2 separate regions of the Homo sapiens genome follow, and region 1 is linked to region 2. A link is an interaction called in ENCODE POLR2A ChIA-PET data of the cell type or tissue named here. Cell type or tissue: Panc1. All regions are shown on one strand. Links, peaks and the distances in the headings refer to the core of each region. The heading gives the core; the rest is flanking DNA.

The links. ChIA-PET counts read pairs that join two places held together with the same protein. Peaks named below come from ENCODE experiments on the same cell type or tissue, not always from the same donor. Only the 100,000 strongest peaks of a DNase experiment are listed, where the experiment ranks them.
Region 1: POLR2A ChIA-PET joins it to region 2 with 6 read pairs; 1 of 35 experiments calls an interaction of 5 or more read pairs at or near these places.

The regions. Positions count from the first base shown.
Region 1 is chr9:111,355,109-111,358,027 of GRCh38, reverse strand. No RefSeq gene overlaps it. Among named protein-coding and RNA genes, the nearest start is that of OR2K2, 26 kb to the right of the region's middle. In Panc1, for the core only: no CTCF peak of the experiment used is centred there; a DNase peak (open chromatin) is centred at 1,257; H3K4me3 peaks cover 663 bases; H3K27ac peaks cover 967 bases.
Region 2 is chr9:110,779,608-110,782,526 of GRCh38, reverse strand. The region is part of intron 11 of MUSK (muscle associated receptor tyrosine kinase); the gene reads right to left. The region is part of intron 2 of LOC107987115 (a long non-coding RNA gene); the gene reads left to right. Among named protein-coding and RNA genes, the nearest start is that of MUSK, 110 kb to the right of the region's middle. RefSeq lists an enhancer at 1-141. In Panc1, for the core only: no CTCF peak of the experiment used is centred there; no DNase peak of the experiment used is centred there; H3K27ac peaks cover 217 bases.

The sequences.
Region 1 (2,919 bases), core at 316-2,815, 580 kb before region 2:
TCAAAGTTTTAAGTGTTTACCTTTAAAAATGATACATTTCTTTTACATTCAAGTAGTATTGAAAAAACCTTTATGAAAAAGATAAAGGACAGTGAGAAAACAGGTAATAGGAACATCTGTGTTTGTTTGGGTATTCTTGAAAAGAGTACTCTTAAGACCAATGTTGGGTATTAGTGGTTAGATGTATAATTCTTTTACGCTACTTTTGATTCCAGAACAGTCTTCAAATACAATATCTTTTCTGAACATCAGTATTTTTGAGTATTTATTTTATTTTAGCACTGTAAAGATGCCCCAGTGTTTCTTGGCCTTCAGGGTTTCCATTATGATTTCTGAGGTTCTCAGAGCAAATTGTTGCTCTCTAGATGTGGTGTGTAGTTTTTTTCTGTCTGCTTTCATGATTTTTCCTATTTTTGGATTTCAGCACTTTGACTATGATGTACCTAGGTGTGCTTTTCTTCATATTTATCCTCAAGTTTTGCTTCGATTTTTGAATTTCTAAATGTGTGAATTTTACTGAATTGTGAATTTTGTTTTGTTTTGGCCATTTACCCACATGTTTTTTTCCCTGTGCCATCCTCTCTCCTCTCTTTCTAGAACTCTAGTTAAACATATGTTAGATCTTTTGATATTGTTCCACAGGTCTTAGTCATTTTTTAAAAATTCGCTTTAAATTTATTGACTCTACCATGTCTATTCTGATATTAAAGCCCATCTAGTGAGTCTTTATTTCAGATATTTTAATTTTCCATTCTAAGGTTTCCATTTGTTCTTTTTAAAATTTTCAATTTCTAATCTTTCTCACATTTTAAAAAACATCATGAAGCATAATTATAGTTGCTTTTGAGTTCTTATTTGATACTTACACATCTGGATCATCTTGGCTTTGGTCTTTTTTGATTGCCTCCCCCAGGCCTCCAACATCATTTCCTGGTTCTTTGTATATCCGGTATTTTGGGACTGTAACCCAACATTCTTAGACATTGTGCATGTTATGTCGTGGAGACTCTGGACTGTTCCTCCAAAGAGCTGCTTTTCAATTTGAGCAGGCAGTGAACATGGTTAAACTCAAACTGCCAACTATCTCCCCTTTGGTAGGTGGCTCAGATCTCAGTTCAGCTCTTTTTTTTTTTTTTTTTTTTTTGGCTGAGCTTTTTGCAGTCTGCCGTGAACGTAAGTGATTCAGAGATTAGTCACAGACTTGGGCAGAGTTACACACAGAAACTTGGGTTCTTCTTCTCTGCTGTTTTATATCCAGGATTTTCCCCTTACTTTGTAGTGGGCTCTGCCTGCCTCAGGCTGGAGAGAGGGTGATTTTCAGTGGGAGCTTCCACCGTTCTGTGCCACGCTGACTGTGCTTTACCCTAAGGACAAAGCCACAAAGCCCCAAAACTCACCCCCTGCCGGCCCCTTCCATGTTTTGGCTCTCCGCCGAAATCTACCCGACTCCGACTCTAGAGCCTTAAGAAAATTGTTTGGGTTTTTTTTGTTTTGTTTTGTTTTGAATGCAGTGTTTATAGTTTCTATATGCAAGGCAGTCTTCTGGGAAGTTACTCCACCATACTGGACATAGAGTTTGAGAATATTTGTTGTTTTTAAAAAGCTATACAAAGCTAAACGTACCCTTACCATTGGATTGTGCTCATTGGTATTTATGCAGGCAAATTGAAAACTTGTGTCGATGCAAAATCTGCACGTGGATATTTATAGCAGCTTTATCCATAATTGCCAAAAATTGGAAGCGACCAAGATGTCCTTCAGTAGGTGAATGGTAAAGTATAAAATAAACTGATATATCCAGAAAATGGAATATTATTCAGTGCTAAAAAGAGCTATCAAGCCATTAAAAACATGGAGAAAACATACGTTTATATTAGTGAAAGAAGTCAATCTGAAAAGGTTACATCCTGTATGGTTCCAACTATATGACATTCTGGAAAAGGCAAAGCTGTGGAGACCGTAAAAAGATCTGTGATTGACAGGAGTTGGGGGAAGGGAAGGGTGAATAAATAGAGCAGAGAGGATTTCTAAGGCAGTGAAAATACTCCGTATAATACTACGGTTGTGAATATATGTCGTCGTACATTTGCCCAAACCTATAGAATGTACACCACCAGGAGTGAGCCCGAAGGCGAACTATGAACTTCAGGTGATAACTGTATGTCAATGTAAGTTCATCAGTTGCAACCAACTTACCACTATGGTACAAGATGTTGACAGTGGGCAAGGTTGTGCATGTGTGAGGGTAGGGGGCATATGAGAACTCTGTACCTTCCTCTCAATCTTGCTTTGAACCTGAAACTTCTCTAAAAAGTAATGCCTGTTTGAATTATGTTTTAGATAAATCTTAAAAAAACAAGGTTTTTTTTTTTTGAGGCAGAGTCTCGCTCTGTTGCCCAGGCTGGAGTGCAGTGGTGCCATCTCAGCTCATTGCAACCTACGCCTCCTGGGTTCAAGCGATTCTTCTGCCTCAGCCTCCCGAGTAGCTGGGATTACAGGTGCCCATCACCACATCCAGCTAATTTTTTGTATTTTTAGTAGAGATGGGGTTTCACCATGTTGGCCAGGCTGATCTCGAACTCCTGACCTCAGGTGATCCACCCGTCTCGGCCTCCCTAAGTGTTGGGATTAAGGCCTGAACCACTTTTTTTTGTTTGTTTGTTTGTTTTGTTTTTGAGACAGGGTCGCACTCTGTTGCCCAGGTTGGAGTAAAGTGGCATGATCATGGCTCACTGCAGTCTCAAACTCCTGGGCTCAATTGATTCTCCTGCTTCAGCCTCCTAAGTAGCTGGGACTACAGGCGCACACCACTGTGCCCAGCTAATTCTTGTATTTTTTGTAGACATGGGGTTTCACCATGTTCATTGCCCAGGCTGGTCTCGAACTCCTGAGCTCAAGTGACACACCTGCCTTGGCCTC
Region 2 (2,919 bases), core at 205-2,704:
AAATATAAGGTTAGTTTTTCTAAAAAGAATCAGAAAGTAGAATTTACTGTCATGTTAAAAGAAAAATCTATGATGATTTAGTGAGTTTTTTTAAAATGCAAGAAATGACATAGTTGGAACAATAATTTTGCTTTATGGATTTAAATGTTTCTTTCCTTCAAGATAGTTTTGTTTTGTTATTCCTTGATGACTGCTTCTGATTTGATCTGATCTTCCCTTGAACTACATCAATGATCTCTTTGGGTCTAAAGGATCACTTTGAATCGTCATTCTTTTTCCTTTTTATCTTTTCTCTCACCAATTTTCTGTCTTGATTCTTTTCCTCTGAACACTACGGGAGTTTATACACTCATTCATCCATATGTAAATGCATTCACTAAATCAATAGTGACTGTTAGGTATCCAGAACACTGTGGTGAACATGAGAAGTCTTTGCTTGTCATGAGACACAAGTGAATAAATGGAGAAATAAAACAAAATATAAGAAGCATTATAGGAGTAGTAAGAACACGATGCTTGTGAGTCTCGTTCAGGGCTGGCACTAACTCAGGTTTAGACATACTGAGAAGGTTTTCTAGAGTGAGTAACTGTAAGTTAAACATAAATGGTGAGTAGCCAGTAACCAGTTGAAGGTTATGATGATCTGAGTCTTTGTGTCTTTCCCCCACATTCATGTGTTGAAATGAATAAGGGTAGAGTCCTGATAAATGGAATTAATGCCCTTATAAAAGAGGTCCAAGAAAGCTCCCTCGCCCGTTCTGCCATGTGAGGACACAGGGAGAAGACAGCTATGTCTATGAGGAATGGGTCCTCACCAGATACCAAATCTGCTGGCACCTTGATCTTGGACTTCTTGGACTCCAGAACTGTGAGAAATAAATTTCTGTGTATAAGCCACCCAGTCTGTGGCATTTTGTTATAGCAACCTGAACAGACTAAGGAAAAGGTGTGGGCTGGGAGCAGTAGCTCACGCCTGTAATCCCAGCACTTTGGGAGGCTAAGGCGGGTGAATCACGAGGTCAGGAGATCGAGACCATCCTGGCTAACACGGTGAATCCCCATCTCTACTAAAAATACAAAAAATTAGCTGGGCATGGTGGTGGGCGCCTGTAGTCCCAGCTACTCGGGAGGCTGAGGCAAGAGGATGGCGTGAACCCGGGAGGCGGAGCTTGCAGTGAACCAAGATTGTGCCACTGCACTCCAGCCTGGGCGACAGAGTGAGACTCCGTCTCAAACAAAACAAAACAAAACAAAACAAAACAAAACAAAAAAACACACACAAACGTGTGTGTGGGATGGGGGAATTAAGAGAGTAGAATGGAGTCAGGGTAGAGAGATAGTATTCTATAAAGAAGTAATAGCATATACCAAGATCTGAACTAAGCAGATGTGATGCCTTTCTAAAAGTGCACCTAGAAGTTTCATTGTTGGAGTTGGGGAGTATCTATAGGTAAAGCTGCAGATATCAGGTTTAGTGATAAAAGTCCTTGTATACCAATTTAAGTAATTTGGACTATGCCCTGCAGCAAATGGAGGGTCTTATAGGAGTGTTTTACGAGGTGGAATAGCATGATCAACTTTTTGCATTAGAAAGGTCTGTCTACCATCCTGATTTCAATGGGATAAAGATTCCCATCATAGCTTATCTCAAGCTCCCAACATGAAGCCCTATCATGGAGTTGGAAAGAGATGTTCAATAGCACATGATTAAACAATTTTTATCATACAGATATCACGGATAAAGGGAAAAATCAAAAAGTTTCTGCCTAGATAGAAAGAATAAATTACTTACAGGAAAAAAATAAATTCACACCAGACTACCTGCTTCCAACACTAGAAGCTAGAAAAGAGTGAAATCACATCTATAAACCACCCAAAGAAATGTCACTCAGGAGTTCCATACCCAGTTAATACACTTTTCAACTACCCAAATAAAAGAAAACAATTTGATAACACACAAGGCTTCAGGGATTCTGTCTCCCAAGACACTTTCCCTTCTAAGGAAATACATGAGGAGACTCTTAATAACAATTGAATCAGAAAATAACTTCAGGATACATGTGAAGGGGCTGTGATGGGTGGAGTCTTGGCTAATTCGCTAGGTAAGACTCAATATTGAGAATCACTCTGCAAAGAGAAACCTAAGAGTACCAGGGGAGGTAAGGAAGAAGATCCAAGCAGTCTGAGGATCTCCTGGAGATTCTGAAAGTCCCATGGGGTGGGCAGAAATGAAGAATAAATAGAGCACTGCGATGTGTAGAAAGAATTGGTGTCTGACTTTCACTTAGCAGTGGAGAAAACATAACCAGTAACAAGTAAAGAAAAAGAAAAAGAAGAAGCAAAAACGTAAAGCGAATAGAAAATATACAGTTAAGATAGTAGGGATAAAATAGAGTATATCAGTTGTGATATAAAATATGAACAGGCTAAATCCTCCTATTAATAGAAAATGGCTATCTGATTGGAGTAAACCCAGGTATATGTTGTTTATAAGAAAAGAAAAATAAAAGAGGAACAAAGAGGTGCTAGGTTAACATAAATACAAGGAAAAAATTACCATTATTAATACTAGAAATTTAAAGCTAAAAGCACTAAAACAAGACAAGAGTGACATTTTACATTGGTAAAGAGCTTCATATAAAAAGAAAAGTGTCTTGGATCACTATGCCTCATAGAACATAGTAACTAAACATGTAAAGTACAAATTATTATAAATGCTAGAAGAATGTAATAAAAATAATTATGAATTGGATTGGTCTAGTAGAAAATTTATTAGAAAATCAAGGAAATCAGTAAACCCATATGTGTATAGAAGGGCTATTAATGTCATGAAATTATTAGACAGCTAGCATGAGTTTAATCTATACTCATAAAAGAACAAGGCCTTATCACAGAAAATATGGTTGCATTGCAATTCTG